2 separate regions of the Mus musculus genome follow, and region 1 is linked to region 2. The links are chromatin loops, found by intact Hi-C in ENCODE. Cell type or tissue: left cerebral cortex. All regions are shown on one strand.

Region 1 (8,000 bases), 140 kb after region 2:
ATGGGGTGGAGCGGCGGGGACGCCCCTACCTCCTCCGGTCCAGGACAAGTGCCTGTAGTCCGTGGAGATGTGCAGATCTGGGCTGTGAGGCTGTCCAGGCTCCGGTGCCATGCGATATTGGTGAGATGGACACCCGAAGCTTCCCTACATCCCTAGGAGGAGGGTCTCTTCTGCTGGGGGACCCGAGGCTGCAAGGGTTTCCTGTGCTGGACCCCAAGTCCTAGCGGCGCAAGGTCCCTTCACGCCGAGACGCTTCAGGGTTCCAAGGCGGGAGTTTCTTTCACCAAGGCGGGAGTTTCTTTCGCCAAGGTTGGGTTTGGGCGGTGGGCGGTCGCTCACCATAGAAAACAGTGTCCAGAGTCTTCAGAAAGCGCCCGATAACGTTGAAAGGGCCTGAGTACCAACAGCAGTAGCTAACCTGTCACCTATGGCCACCCACCTGGCGAAGCGTCGAGTCCGACGTTCACCGTTTAGAACCCGGCAAAAATAAAAAAAACAAAACCCGAACAAACAAAAAAACCTGCGTGTTGCGAGGCTCTCCCAGGGAACATGGTCTGGTGGTAGAGCTGCCTGACTCGCCAAAGCCGCTCCTCTTGGGGTGGGTCGTGGGAGCCCGCTATCCCAGGGCATTGGACCCCTTTTCTCTTTCAGAGGCCCGCTGGATAGCAGATCTCCAAGCTTGCCGTGGATCCAGGCTCCTCTTTCCGCAGGTTGTCCCGGGCTGTTCCCTCCCTTCCCACAGTTGCTGCAGTGCCTCAGACTGATTTAGTTTCTGAGAGTGCTTCAACTCATTCCCCGGTGTGCACTTTGGGGTCTGGGCAAGCCCCGGGAACCTACAAGGAACTCTCAAGACCTAAAGCACTCAGATCAACAGTAGATTCTTCTGCCTTGGGATACTGGAGTGCCTTCCTAAAACGTAGAGCTTGGGTCTCTCTAGGGAGTCAATGAACCTGGGTTCTCTGCCCTTAAGCCTGGACAGGAGCCAGAATCTGGAGGATTTGCAAAGAGCCCAGTGGCAAATCCAACTTTCCCTTCGACTGGGTCAAAACAAGAGCTGTTCAGGAACCCAACAAAGTGCAGCTAGCAATGCGCTGGTGAGGTGGGTCATGGGCCTCTTCTTCCCTGTACTCCCTGAGAGTCCCAGATTCCTGGAGACATCCCTCACCAAGTTCTGGGAGGTGTGTTCGCTAATCTCCTGAACTCCATACCTAGCTCTAGTTCTGGAAGTCCAGCCCCTTGTACCAGCTCCACTCCCACCACAAGCCTCCCCTGAGAACCTAGGCAGGGCAAACAGCCTGGGCTTGAATTCACTTGTTTGAAAAACAGCTCCAGCCAAATCCTGCGGGAGGTGTGCCTGCCCTTGGGCGCTACAGGCTCCCATGAGCCTCTGAATTCCTTTGGGCACCCACCCCAATTCTAAGAAGCTTGCCCAAGGTCTGGGTCTCTGCTTCTGTCTAATTTGCCTCTGTCTTACCTTTCCTAGGCATGGTTAGAACTCGGTCTTCAGACCCAAAACTCTACTAACTCTACTCAAGGGGTGTCTCCCACTCCTGCCTTTGACTAATTCAAAAGACAAACAAATATGGAGGCAAACAACAACAGCAGCAGCAACAACAACCAACGGACCAAGGAGAGGCCCTCACATTCTTAGAACACCTCAAATACCAAACGACAAATTCCAGAACACACGTTAGGTATTCAGAGAAGCCCCCAAATAGAAACTATATCACAACACCCACAGATACAAATCACGAATACAGTCACAGCAGCAAACACACCCCAAGAAACACTGCTGCCTAGAAAAGGAACATAGAGTGTGCACAGGACCCTAAGCTCAGAGACACAGACAGTCCTGGAAGCAGCAGACCTTTCCAGGAGCACACAGCCCGTCCCAAGCTAGTCATCTCTTCTAATCCTAAATGCTTTTAAAGAAAATCCTCTGCCCTGGGAGGTGAGGGGAAATGGAAGCACCTCCCTCCCCGCCCCGGTCTGCTGAGAAGAAAGGAACAGAAAGCATTTGCCAGGCTCCAAAATGTTAAAGCTCAATAAAAGTGGAAACCATTGAACAAAATCTGTGGCAACAGTGCTCCCTTTCCCATTTCTTAGGAAACAGGGAAGTGGTTTAACTCGTTCTGCAAATCGACTCCAGATCCACAAGAACGCCCTTCCTTCAGAGAGGAGAGGCCAAGCAGCTGCAGCCTAGGTAGTGCGAGCCCACCTCAGGCGGCAAAGTCCTGAGTCAAATTATCCAGCTAGCGCCATGGCCTCTCTCCTGGGCGAGGAAGGATGTTCCGTGGCCACGCAGCCGGGCGACGCACAGGAAACAACAGCCAGGGAGAAAGAAAATGGGTCTGAGCACCCAGGGCCTGACTCTGCCCTGGAAGTCGCACACCATTCCTTACCTTTCTTGATCACCGATTGGTCCAGGAGGCTCATTCCAGGGTCATCTATCGCCTGCAAATAGAAGAGGATGGCAGTGAGGGTCCGTATGGACCTAGTCGCCCAGCTACCCCTAGTCCATGTCTGCTCCGCCCTACGCGTACCACCGGCTGCCTGAGGCGGCTACCGGGGGACAGGCGTGACCAGGAATAGCCTGGGCTCAGCACCATATGCGTCTAAGCTGCAGCACTGCCTGGATGATTGCCTTGCCTTAGATAGACCACTCCTGTGCCTCTCCTAACCCCGGCCCAGGTTGCCCCTGCGGACTGGGACTGGGTATGGATGCCCACCATGGCTCAACCCTACAGTGGGGAGAGAAAGAAGTGATTCCACGAGGGCTGCTGCCACCCAGGCACAGTTCGAGGCCATCTTTTGGCCAGACAGCATCTAACGGAAGACTCCCTGTTAGCGGCAGAGATGGAAAGTTGCACCTGGGAGAAGAGCCGGGCTCCTACTTTTGTTACTTTTTTGTTTCCAGCCAGGATGCTAAATCGCTGCCCATCGGGACCCACCGTGGCTCACTCTGGGCTTACCTGCAATTCCTCCAGACCGGGCGGCTCCGCCAATCCTGGAAGACCGAGGGGAGCATCGGCCAGGCCGTGCGCGCCGTCGGCCAGGCTGTGCAGGAGCCGGGGAACCGCGGCGGCGTAGTCTCGGCGCGGGTCGAGACCCAGAGCGCGGGCGGGTGGCGCCAGCAGGCCCGGCGGCTCGTCGTGGGCGCGGGCGGCCGCACGGGGTGCGGCCCAGGCGGCCTGCGGGGGCTGCGGCTGCGCCAGGGGCGCTAGGCCGCCGTAGGGGTCAGCGGCGAGGTGCGGAAAGGCAGCGGTGGCGTCGGGACCCTGGCCGTAGGGCAGCGGCGCCTGAGGGTAGGGCGGCGGGAAGTAAGGAGGATGATAGTCCGCGGTGGCAGAGGCGGCGGGAGTGTGACACAGTGGCGGCGCGGGCCCGTAGGCCGCCTGGGGCAGGGACGACAGGCGGGTCCCGCCAGCCGCTGCGCCCAGCCCGTCGGGGCGCTCCTGCAGAAGGGGAGGCGTGCGTTAGGTGACCCATGAGCGGCCGAAAAGACACCAGCCCGCCAGGTCCCCTCCAGCTCGCGGGTGTCCTGCAGCTGTCCACCGGCGTTGGCCCCGCGGGCGCCGCGGCCCCAGGCTGGAGACCAACCACGTACGGGTCTCTGCCACCACTTCCTGGGCTGCCAAGAGGCCCTACGGTCCCCTACCTTCGCGATTTCGTTGGCGCGGGGGTGGGGGGCAGAAGGTTTGGAGGCTTCAGCAGCCAGGCTCCTCGATGCCCTCTGCCCAGTGTGCCCGGGACCCGAGTCTACTCACCATGGCGGAGTATGTGTGCACCAACATGGGGCGGGTAGTGTGGGGCGTGAGGTGTGGCGGAGACACAGCCCTCGTTCGACGGCGAGGCGAGAGCCGGGAGCCCTTACAGCCCACGGGGATCACCGTCTGGAAGCTGGGGGTAAGTCTGCCGGGAGTCCAGAAGGTACGGGGTACTCAGCGGGGGACGCCTGCGGGAGCGTCCATGGAAATGGGCCAGACGGGAGCTGATGGCACTTGGAAAAAAGTCGGGCAACGGGTGCCCAGCGCCCGCCCTCTGAGCTCAGCCTGCTCCATGCACTCTAGTTATAGCGGCGGGGGCGCGCTCGGGCCTCTGGGGGCGCGCATTAAAGAGACAAGCTATGGCCTATCTCAGCCTTTTCCCTTGGCTGCGGAAAGGGAGGCGTGGCTCTGGTGGGAACCGGTGGGGTGAGGAGTGAATGAATTCGAGTCCAGCTGATGTGAGCTCCTTCTGGCCTCCAAGCTTGCAGCTGCGATCAAATGGGATTCGAGGCTGGAATGCAACTCAGGGGTCTGTGTTCGCTCGGGTCTGTGAATTTTCTCTTTACATTTGCTTATTACATTAACTTATTTAGTGGAAGGGCTCACCCGTGTGCCCGATGTGCGGGTCAGAGGACAACTTGCAGTAGTCAGTTATTTGCTTCCATCCTGTGGGTCCTGAAGGTTCGAACTCAGGTCTTGAGGCTTCGTGGTCAATGAATTAACCCAATAAACGATCTCGCCACTCCCTTCTAAATCTTTTAAAATTAATGCTTAAACAAATGTACGCGTTCGCCTTTGAGTTTGAGCAAAGCATTCCTTGTTTCTGGTATCAGCTTTCTTCCCTGTTAAATGGTCTTTTCTCTGACCACCCAAGGGTGAGTGTGGAATACACCGGTGAGTGGCAAACTCAAGCCCATCAGTTTATGTGCATACTTGTGTCAGTGTGTGTGTGCGTGTGTGTGTGTGTGTGTGTGTGTGAGAGAGAGAGAGAGAGAGAGAGAGAGAGAGAGAGAGAGAGAATGAGAGAGGGGGTGTTAGCAACCTCTCTTTCATGGTTTTGGATCCAAAAAACGCTCTGAAAATGCTGACTTCTCTCAGACTTTCTAAGCTGGTAATCCTCAATGCCAAGCCAGGATCCTTGGATGCTGAGGACACCACCTAGGCACAGAGAGTAGGAGTCTGGCATGATCTGCACTTAAGAAGAGGCCAAAATACTGACACAGGGTGGAAGGGGTGCATTGTCACACCTAGGCACAGTCTACGCATTTGTGTGTCACCATCACCATGGCAGGTGCTCTCTCTCTCTCTCTCTCTCTCTCTCTCTCTTTCTCTCTGTCAAACATGCCCTAATGACCACTACCAATCCCTTTTCTTTCTTCCAAAATTTAACCCGTCTGTCCTAAGAAGCAGAGATGGGGATTAAGAAAAGGCAAGTGAGAGAAATCCTAATGACAATGAGAATTTAAAAAGCAGAGGGCTGGAGAGATGGCTCAGTGGTTAAGAGCACTGACTGCTCTTCCACAGATCCCGAGTTCAATTCCCAGCCGCCATGTGGTGGCTCACAACCATCTGTAATGAGATCATATGCCCTCTTCTGGTGTGTCTGAAGACAGCAAAAATATACTCACATAAAATAAATAAATCTTAATAAAAAGCAGAAAGATGTTTTCTTTTTCATGTTGAAAATAGGGAGGGGATAGAAATGGTCACGGTGCCCACTCACCACACACCGTTAATATGGAGTCTCCTAACTCACCAAGTCCTTTGTCACCCTCATTTTCAAGTGAGGAACAAGGCACAGAGAGGCTAGGTGACTTACTGGCCTATGGTCAAACAACTAGTTCAGTGGCAGTGCTGGGGTGGCCCTTCTCTGTTCTCAGGATCATTATTCTTTCCTGTCTTGGACTCAGGCATTTAAAATTTAGTCTCACTCCTCAGAGGCTGTGTAATTCTGGACAAGTCTGGCTTCCTCTCCAAGTTCTGTTTCTGCAACAAAAACTAGTGGAGAGGAATCGCTGCCACCTTCTGTTTCTTTCTGGTGAAGAAACAGATGAGAAGGTAAAAGTGATACCATTGAGAGATTAGAACATTAACCTATGTTCTAGATGGCACATGGCTAGAACGAAGCCGAGGCTGGATTTCTTTCAGCCATGACACATGGGATGGGGCTGTGGGGGCTGTGAGGAGAGGATGAAACTAGCTAGTATCCGAGGATTCATCCCTGAGAGCTTCCCAGAGGCCGGAACCAGCAGCTATGATGGCGGGGGAGGCAGATGGGGGCAGCTGTGAAGCCTTTCTCTTCAGGACAGATCTAAGATCTGGTGTGAGTTTGACTTTGTTATCCACAGCTGTGCAGCTTTCCTCCTCAGGATGCATCTAAGATCTGGTGTGAGTGTGTGTTTGTTATCCATGTCTGTGCCTGCTTCCCTCACCCTAGACCCTTGACCTCAGTCGTGAGACGTCTGAAATGAGTCTCAGAGATAGATGTCAGTGCATTGCTCACAAGTTGGTAGACTCCTGTGGGGAAGGTCCAGAAACCACGATGAGGGATGCGAATGATGCCTGGACCTAGCTTGAGGACCCTCCCCTCTGCTCTTCTGCCGGGCGGGCCGGGATGGGCTCTGTCTCTGCCTCACTGGCTTCCCTCACACTTGCCACCAGCTCCTCTTACTCTGCCCGCTTTCCTTTGTATTTTCACCTCCTCTCATCATCAGCAGACAGTTGTGAGCTGTCATGTGGGAGCTGGGAACTGAGCCCAGGTCCTCTGGAAGAGCAGCCAGTGCACCCAACCATTAAGCCATCTCTCCAGCCCCCAAGAAATCCATTCTTAATGTTAGTTGTTCAGGCTTAGCAGCTTCTGTCTCTTCCTGTCTACATTATTTCTAAACTCCCCCCCCTCTGTGTGTGTGTGTGTGTGTGTGTGTGTGCGTGTGCATACACATGCACACGTGGAGGTCAGAGGACAACATGAGGACTTGGTTCTTTCTTTTCATACCGTGGGTTCTGGGGATTGAACTCAGGTCACCAGGCTTGGTATCAAGTGCCTCTACCTGCTAAACCATTTCATCAGCCCCCCCCCCCAATTCAGGCCCAAGCTCATTGCCCTCCCAAGTCTAATGACCATTTGTCTCCCTGTTACCCCCAAATGTGTCCTTCCCAGTCTGTCAATCTGATTAGAAACCCAAAAGCATACACACTGATGCCAACTGAACTATCCCCGAGGACGGCAGTTCTCAACCTGTGGTTGTGACCCCTTTAGGGGCATCAAATGATGCTTTCACAGGGGTTGCACCATCAGCAAACACAAATATTTACACTATAACTCATAACAGTAGCCAAATTACAGTTATTTAAGTAGCAATAAAACAATTTTATGGGTCTTCTTGCTCTCTCTGTCCTCTCCCTCCTGTTCCCCCCTCCCCATTACCCTCTCAACTTCCCTCCCCATGCCCTGAATTAACTATTCTATACTTTAAAAAAAAATTATGATTGGGGTGGTCACCACAACATGAGGAACTGTATTACTAAGTGGTCACAGTACCTGGAAGGTTGAAAGCCTCTGCCTTAGGACATCTCCTGCAGCTATTCAAAGTTTGCAGCCCACGCATGCAGCCTCACTGCGCATGCTCGGGCAAGGCAGTAACCGAGTGGGTTTCACGGGCCTGCCGGGCGGGCGCACCCGCTTCCCGCAGACATCTCCTGAAGCTATTCAAAGTTTGCAAGAGAAACTGAACTCACATCTTTCCTGCCATCCCAATCCTTACCTGCTTATCCTCCTGAATTCTGTAGCACCATAAATGATACCCCATGCTTCAACTTTAAACCTTGCCAATTTTCTTTGTTTGTGATTGTGTTTGTTTTTGCTTATGAAATAGGGTGTCACTATGTCGCTCAGGCTAGCCTAGAACTCATGAACTTTCTGCTTCCGCTGCAAAAGTGCTGGGATCACAGGCATGAAACACCACACCAAAGCCTGAGTGTTTCTACTTAGAATCAATCAGCACCCGGCATGGAAGAGACTGAGCGGGTGCCTCAGAGAACACGTGGCCCCCTTTCTCTGAGCCTGAAGCTTCCTTACTCTCTTTCTCATAGACCTAGTCCCTCATTGCCAGTGAGTGACATTTGGGGACTTGTTAGAAATGCCAGTTCTTGGGCTCTACCTCAGAACCTCTGACTCAGCAACTCTGCAGTGGAGTCCAGCAATCTGTTTTAACAATTCCCAGTGTGATCTGG
Region 2 (8,000 bases):
TACATGCAAACAGAGTACTCATATACATACATACATACATACATACATACATACGTGTAAATTTTTTTTTTTAGTTTTTGTTTGTTTTTTGTTTGGTTTTTTTTTTTTTTTTTTTTAGTTTTTTTCGAGACAGGGTTTCTCTGTGTAGCCCTGGCTGTCCTGGAACTCACTCTATAGACCAGGCTGGCCTCGAACTCAGAAATCCGCCTGCCTCTGCCTCCCAAGTGCTGGGATTAAAGGCGTGCGCCACCACTAACCTGCTAATCAGGCTCAGCAGTTAAGAACACTTCATGAGTTTGGTTCCCAGCACCCACATGCCGGCTGTGAACTACCTAAGCCATCAGTCAGGTCTCCTGTTTTTGTATTTTTGAGGTAAGAATGTAACAGTATAGCCCAATATAGCTGGCCTAGACTCGCTGTGTAGCTTTGGCTAGCTTTAAACTTACTGCACTCCTCTCTTAGCCTCCACAGTGTCAGGATAAGGGTGTGAGCCACCATGCCTGGCTGGCTTACAAAGCTTTCCAGTGTAGGATGGAGTAGTAGAGATGACTGTGAGACTCTAGCTTACAAGTGGTGTGACCTTAGATTAAATCATTCTCTAGACTTTACCCAGCAACCAGAGGATGCTCATGGACACTAACTATGCAGCTCACTGGGCTATGGTTGGTCTAAAGGTATAATGGAATGTGGCATGATTATACATATTTAACACTGCATATCTAACACGCTGCTCAGGAAGGGCTAGGGCTGATGCCTGGGTGCGCTGTGGGTAGAGGAAGCCACCCTCAGCAAAGCTCTTCAGTCTCCCAGCCCATGGGGCTGATCCAGCAGCCAATGACAGTGCTGTATTGAATCATTGACAGGTGTAGGAATGGAGGCCTATGGGTATTGCCAGGGCTCTCCCAGTGAACCAGGGAGATAGGCCTGGCTTTGTGTGTAGCTGGCGTCAGTCTCCCAACCTTTTGAGAACAAGGCAGTCTCTTAGTTGTAGCATCTTAGTTTTACCCGTGGCCCGCCAGTCCCCTCTTTCTTCCCATCTTCTCTCACCTTAAAGGTTTTTCATTTTCAGTGTATTGATCTCGTCCTTCCCTGCGGTGGGGTACATAATGAGAAGAGGCTTCTGAAGTAGCCACAGCCTAAGGGTGATTGGAGGAAGCTTTGGGGTCGAACACTTGGGTTCTTTGCTAATGTTCAGATGAAACACTGCATGTGGTGGGTTTTCTTATGACTGGTGGTCTAGCAGGCCAGCAGTGGGGTGACAGAGCTGCCCCTGGCTCCAGGCTGGGGAAGTACTGGGCCCAGTCCAGAGGGTTGAAAGTGTTGGGGCCTGGTTGGGCATGCACTGTGCTTTGGGCTTTTCAGCCCCCTCTTTTTCTCAGAGGCTGAGAGAAGGGGGGAAAGCTGTTTGTTCGCCCCTCTCTTTGTTTGTCTTGTCTAATTTAACTTACGTTATTTATCAAAAAGACAGGTTATTTGGAAAACCAGATGGACCCAGGCAAAAATCATCTGGGTTTTCTAAACGTGAAAAATTAGGTTCTGGGAGCCCAGGAGGGAAGACTCTGTGTGTGTGTGTGTGTGTGTGTGTGTGTGTGTGTGTGTGTGTGTGTAGTGAGGAGGAGAGAAGTATTGAGTAAATGTCTCCAGTCATTTTCAGAAAGAAATTATAATATCCCTCCCCTCGTCTTAATTGAAACTAAAATGAGGAAACTACTTGCTGTTGATGCCTGGGTGTGCTGAAAGGTTCTGGTTTTGTTTTTTGAGATGGTCTCCTGTGTAGCCCAGGCTAGCCTCACACTCCCACACCTGCCTCTGCTTCCCAAGTTCTGGATTTACAAAGGCACACTACCAGGGTCGGAAAGGCTTAATTGACCAAGAATGAAAACAAGTCAGGGCTGTCACAGCAGCAGCTGATGGCTTTCTTTCCCCAGTCTTTGTCATATTATACAGAACAGAGAGATCAGCGAGAGATACAGGGAGCTGAGGGGTTTCTGGAATGCAGACCCTTGCTTCCTCCTGGCTGTCAGTGACTTATGCCAGTCTGTGGCTCTCTTACCTTTGGGAAGTGGCACTGTTAGGAAAGAGCTGAAGCCAGGGCCTGTGGAACAGAGCTCTTAGCTACAGCCGAGGCTATGCTCTGACTGCAAACCTCAAACCATCCTATTCAGAGGGCACACACAGGCAGAACAGAGCCAAGGCCTTTTGTGGCCTGAAGAATCCTTGACAGCAGAAATAACACTTGTCCCATTGTGAGTATCATTTTTTAAAGTGTCATTGGACTGTGAAAGCCACTTAATAACTTGATCTCATCTGAATAATCTGACTTAATGCTCGCTCCACAGTTGTGAGGATTAAATAGAAAAAATGGAAATTGTCTGCCTCCAGGCCTGGCCCAGGAAATCTCAGTGAATGGTAGCTGGGTGAATGAGTTCACAATCTAAATATTAAGCTCGCCTGAGCGTCCCCAAGGCTCAGAGCATAGCAGGCCAGTAACTGGGACTGATACACTGTCCCGCTGAGCCTGGAGCCCAGAGCTTGTAGCTCAAGCTGAACCTATGGTCGATTTAACACGTTTGGTGAGCAGCTCTGGTGTGTGGGGTGAACCCATCCCTAAAAGCTTTACTGCTGGGAACTTTCTGAGGACAGCTTCCTGTGTTCACCCTTTGAGACTTGTCTCAGCCACAGGGCACCCTGCAAGGTCCGGTCTCTTTCCACACCACCTTGCAGTGGTGACAGGGTGTATAAAGGCATGGCCGCTCAGATCAGGTAGGGACAACTCAGAAGAGCCATTCTAAGCTCTGAGCTCCTATGGGGACCTGAGACTGCCACAGGCTTAAGTTACCACCCAGCTTCCTTTGCCTGATCCTGTTTCTTTCCTGTTTTCACGGCTACTGAGCCCAATATCTCACTGGGAACTGGGGTTGCCTGTTGGTGTGCTTGATGTAGAGTCTCATGTTGCCTGGGCTGGCTTGGAACTTACTATAAACTTTTTTAAAAAAAACACTAACTAAGTACACTGTAGTATCCTCAGATACTCCAGAAGAGGGCATCAGATTTCCCTACAGGTGGTTGTGAGCCACCATGTGGTTGCTGGGATTTGAACTCGGGACCTTTGGAAGAACAGGTGGCGCTCTTAACCACTGAGCCATCCCACCAGCCTGGAACTTGCTATAAACTTTTGATCCTCCTTCCTCTGCTCTCTGAGTGCTGGGATTACAGCTTTGCACCATGCACTACCATGCAGGGCTGAGGCATTGCTCTGGTACACCCCCAGTCAAAGAGCAAGGGCACTTTTTTGTTTGTTTGTTTTTGAGATCAAGCTTCACTACACAGACCACGTAGTCTTACAGATCCCCCTAGCTCTACCTCCTGGGTTCTAGGATTAAAGGTTGGTGACTCCATGCCATTGCAAAAAGAACTTCCTAGTAAGCATTCCGAGTGAGTGCTACACTCTGTATCTATCACCTTCGTTCCTGAGGAATTAAAGCTGTGAGGATGTTAGCCTTGGAGGTCACTGGAAAAGGTATGATTTCAGCGTTGGTGGCGTTGAGGGTTCTCTTTTTGCCCACCAGAGGGCAGCAGCCTCTTAGTAATCACCTCATTGAGGCTTCCAGGAAGGGGTCCCATCCTCGTCACTGTGTCCTCTCCCCTGGTGTGTGGGCCCTTCTGAAGGAAGAAAACTTTCTGAGTTCTCTAGGCTTTAGCTTGTCAGTTTCAAGCTCTCTTTGCCTCCAGCACTGAGCATCAATCAGTCTTCCTGTTTTTTCCTCCCCTTCCCAACTGGGCGACCTCCTTGCCTGGGCTCTCCCACCTCTCACTGGGAAGGCCCACAGTAGATTTGTTTTCTGTGTGACAAGGTAATTACAAGCTTGGAGCTCAGAGGCCCAGGGGCCAGTCTGAGGATGGTCACATCAACCTGACACTCCTGTTCTGCTAACATTATTGATTTTTTTTTTTTTTAGTTTTATTTATTATGATTTTTTTAAATGTCTGGCCCTGGTGACATGAGCTATGAAGGCAGGAAGGCAGGTTTGCTTGTCATAATTTTGTTTTTGAAGCTACCGGTCTTGGGGATAGAAAGATGGCTCGGTGGTTGAGAGCACTGAATGTTCTTACAGAGGACCCAGGTTCAATTCTCAGCATCCACAGGGCAGCTCACAACCCTCCTTTGACCCATAATATCAAGTACCAAAGGGTACTTGATATTATGAGATAGGGTTTCAACTATAAAGCCAAACATCAGGCACTCACAGAGGGGACATACATACATGCAGGCAAAATAATTTTTTTAAAAAAAGAAAGAAACTACTTGTCTGACCATCAACATCACCAACACTGAAATCCCATCTTTTCTGATGACCTCCAAGGCTAGCATCCTCAAGGGCTCACAGATTGAATTCCTCAGGAATGAAAAGGGATACAAACGTGACGTTTTATTTATTTATTTATTTATTTATTTATTGGATTGGTTCTTTCCGTGGAGCCCGGGCGACCGTGTCTACCTAGAGCTTACTTTTTTTTTTTTTTTCCAAGACAGGGTTTCTCTGTGTCCTTGAACCCACTCCGTAGACCAGGCTGTCCTCGAACTCAGAAATCCGCCTGCCTCTGCCTCCCAAGTGCTGGAATTAAAGGCGTGTGCCACCACTGCCCGGCGACCTTACCCATTTTTATTATGGTTCTCAATCCCCACCATTTCCAGAGATTCTGCTGCAGGAATGTGAGTTGGCAGAAGAGTGGGGACAGCAAGAACAAAACTTTTGGCTAGCAGCCCGCACTTTACCCAGCGACCCTTTATGGCTTTCCTGCTGCCTATTAGTTTATCTAGATTAAGCCACTCAACACCCTGCTTCTTCCTCTGGCCTACCCTGTGCAGGCAGTTCTAAACCAAGCCACCCTATGCGCCTTGCTTTTTTTTTTTTTTTTTTTTTTGCCCCGCCTTCCCCCCCCCCGTCCTCTCCCCCCCCCTCCCCGCGCCTTGCAATTTTATTTCTTTACTTTAGGGAGGGGAGTATACATGGGTCTCTATAGGCTGTGAGATGGGCACCAGAAGGAACTTGAGGAGACCTGCCTGACCCATTCCATCCCCACCTAGGGCTTCGAGAAGCCTCCCTGACAGGGAAGAGGAACCTCAGGCATTAGGCAGTGAATTATGGGGGTTGGGAGTGAGGTCTCTGAACTTCAGTGATGGTGGTGGGAATTAGCTGAGGCCCAGGGCGATTTGTGGGGCCGCGTTCCCTGGAGCCTGTTTTCTCTGAGCGTGCCAAGAGAATGAATAAATCATTGTTCAGGGGCGGGATGCAGCTGCCGGGCTCCTCCCCTCGGCACATGCCTAACTTCAGCTCCTCCATTGAGGGCTGCTGGAGCAGAGCGCTTTATACACCCAGCTCCCCAAATCCTATTGAGACCTCCCCCTCCGCACGAGCCACTGGCTTCAAGCCCATTCACCATGGCCTTTTGTGCTAGGGGTTAAGTGGTTACATGTGGGGGGCACCCAGAAAGGATCTGTCAGGCCCTGAAACGCTGCACTAATATGGTGCTCTCCTACTGATGAATGGGATGGGTGGAGGAGAGGTGGGCGGCCAGAGGATAGGGTGAGGGAGGTGAGGGAAGGGGATTAGGGAGCCTACAGAAGCAGCTGCTAGGAAGGGGTATGCTTAGGAAGACCGAGCAGGCATCCCCTCCCCTCATTCCTCCTTCTGTTCCGTTTCTCATCTAGCCACTCCCGCTGTGGGCCCTGGGCTGTTCCACAACCTCGGGCTGTGGATTTGACTTCTCTGATCTCTTGGAAGGTGTTGGGAAAAGATATTCACTACTTGAAGGTGTTACAGAGAGTTTCCATGGTTTCCAGCAACCTTGTTCCTTTTCTCTTGGGGTATGGGAGTAGGGATAGAAAGAATATCCATTTTTCTGGGGTTCTCGTGGTGTAGTGGGTTTGAAACTGTGCCCCACTGAACTTTAAAACCATCCGCAGGCTTTGGGTCCAGGACAGCCAAAGCTACCCAGAGAAACTCTGTCCCAGGGGAAAAAAAAAAAACCTTCCTTGGGGATGGAAAGATGGAGTAATAGTTTGGTGGTGGAGGTGGTGGTGGTTGTTGTTGTTTTAAATCTTGCTGTACAACTCTGAGGTCCTAATTTCATTCCCCGGAATCCATGGTGGAACAGGCTTCCCCTGCAAGTTGTCCCACGCACATGTGTGCCTGCATTTCCTTCCCCACAAGAATGAATGAGTGAATGAATGACACCTGCCCTTAGTATGGATGTGTAGCTCAGAGGTTTAGCATCTAAGATGTCCCCCAGTTCAGTCCTCAGCACAACAAATGAAAACAAACCCACAAGACACAAAAATAAAGGCTTCCTCAGTGTCCTCTCATGAGCCGTTGGGGTAGAGAAATCAAGAGAGAAGATCTCAGATAGGCTGCGTGTGATGGCACTTGGCCTTTAACCCAGCAGGGAATCTCTGTGAGTGCAAGGCCAGCCTGATCTACATGGTGAGTTTGAGGCCAGCCTGGTCTACATAGTGCATTCCTAGGGCTACATAGTGAGACCTTGTTCAAAAGATTAAAAAACAAAAAGAAAATCTATATTTGGTTATTGATTTCCTTTATTACTTTTTTTTTTTGAGACAAAGTTTCTCTGTGTGTGTCCTGGAACTTGCTTTATAGACCAAGCTCACCTTGAACTCAGAGATCCATCTACCTCTGCCTCTCGAGTGCTGTGATTCAAGGCATCTGCTACCACCCCCAGCTAGGAATTAAAAAAAAAAAATTTTTTTTTTTTTAGGTTTTTTGAGACAGGGTTTTTCTGTATAGCCCTGGCTGTCCTGGAACTCACTCTATAGACCAAGCTGGCCTCGAACTCAGAAATCTGCCTGCCTCTGCCTCGAAAATGCTGGGATTAAAGGCATGTGCCACCACTGCCTGGCAGGAATAAAATTTTGGTTCACAGAACATAGAGAGTGATTCCCAGGCATCTTAGTGGCTCCTGTGAAGCCTGCAGCACCAGGGGTGGGAGCACAGCTCAGTGGCAGAGTCCCTGCCTAGCATGTAAGAGGCCCTGAGTTTTTGACTGGGACCCCATCCAACACTAAAAACTGTTTTTCTGCCCCTAAGACAATAAACAAAACCAAAACCCAAAAAGAAGTGTAAAACTTCTGGTTTTAGAAGTAGGCCACTCTCATTTCCTATCTGAGAAAACAGCTGACTTTTTAACCCAAGTCACAAAGTCCCTTTGAGATAGTCTAAGGTGGCCTTTACCTTTAAGAGGTGGAGGAAAAGGGATGAACAAAACTAGGTCACAGGCTCCCTGGACCTTCCTTTCCCAAGAACAGCCAATTCTGGGGTGCAATCTTCCTTCTAATCTGCCCTGGGGCTCTCGGGCTTAAGTCAAAGATCCTTCAGTGTTGTGCCTATGTTTTGAAGCACAAATAACAAAGTTCACAGGTAACTTATGTCCAACTATTCAAAAGGCACACTAGCCTTATACTTACTGTAAAAAGGTTGAAATGTTTGTCCAAGTTCCCAAAGCTGCCAGCGAAAGTGGACAGGTGATATCAGGAAAAGAGAAGAAAGTGAACACAAGTAGTAAGTATATCCTCCACGGCTAGGATGTTCTGCAGTGTAGTAGTTAGGGACTCCCCCAGTTACCAACCTGCAGCCCCAGGCTGGATTGTGAGCTGAGTTTTCAGCCGAATGTCCTACCTCGGCTTCATCCCCAAGTTCCGGCCACTTTGGGATTTCGAGACAGGGTTTCTCTGTATAGCCCTGGCTGTCCTGGAACTCACTCTGTAGACCAGGCTGGCCTCGAACTCAGAAATCCGCCTACCTCTGCCTCCCGAGTGCTGGGATTAAAGGCGTGCGCCACCACGCCAGGCCAATACTCCATTTTCTTTTCTTTTTTTTTTTTTTAAAGATTTATTTTATTATTAATATATGTAAGTACACTGTAGCTGTCTTCAGACACTCCAGAAGAGGGAGTCAGATCTTGTTGTGGATGGTTGTGAGCCA

What was found. Hi-C counts contacts between places; a loop is a spot of excess contacts. Peaks named below come from ENCODE experiments on the same cell type or tissue, not always from the same donor. Only the 100,000 strongest peaks of a DNase experiment are listed, where the experiment ranks them.
Region 1: a loop joins it to region 2, with 7 times the contacts of the local background. A loop is called at or near these places in 33 of 42 quality-filtered maps.

Annotation. Positions count from the first base shown.
Region 1 is chr4:126,732,198-126,740,197 of GRCm38, forward strand. Tfap2e (transcription factor AP-2, epsilon) reads right to left here and starts at 4,072. Exons shown (of 7, transcript NM_198960.2): 1 at 3,768-4,072; 2 at 2,973-3,455; 3 at 2,403-2,454. The coding sequence starts at 3,794. In left cerebral cortex, no CTCF peak of the experiment used is centred here; no DNase peak of the experiment used is centred here.
Region 2 is chr4:126,597,008-126,605,007 of GRCm38, forward strand. No RefSeq gene overlaps it. Among named protein-coding and RNA genes, the nearest start is that of 5730409E04Rik, 8.8 kb to the right of the region's middle. In left cerebral cortex, a CTCF peak has its summit at 3,564 (motif pointing right); DNase peaks (open chromatin) are centred at 3,575 and 5,317.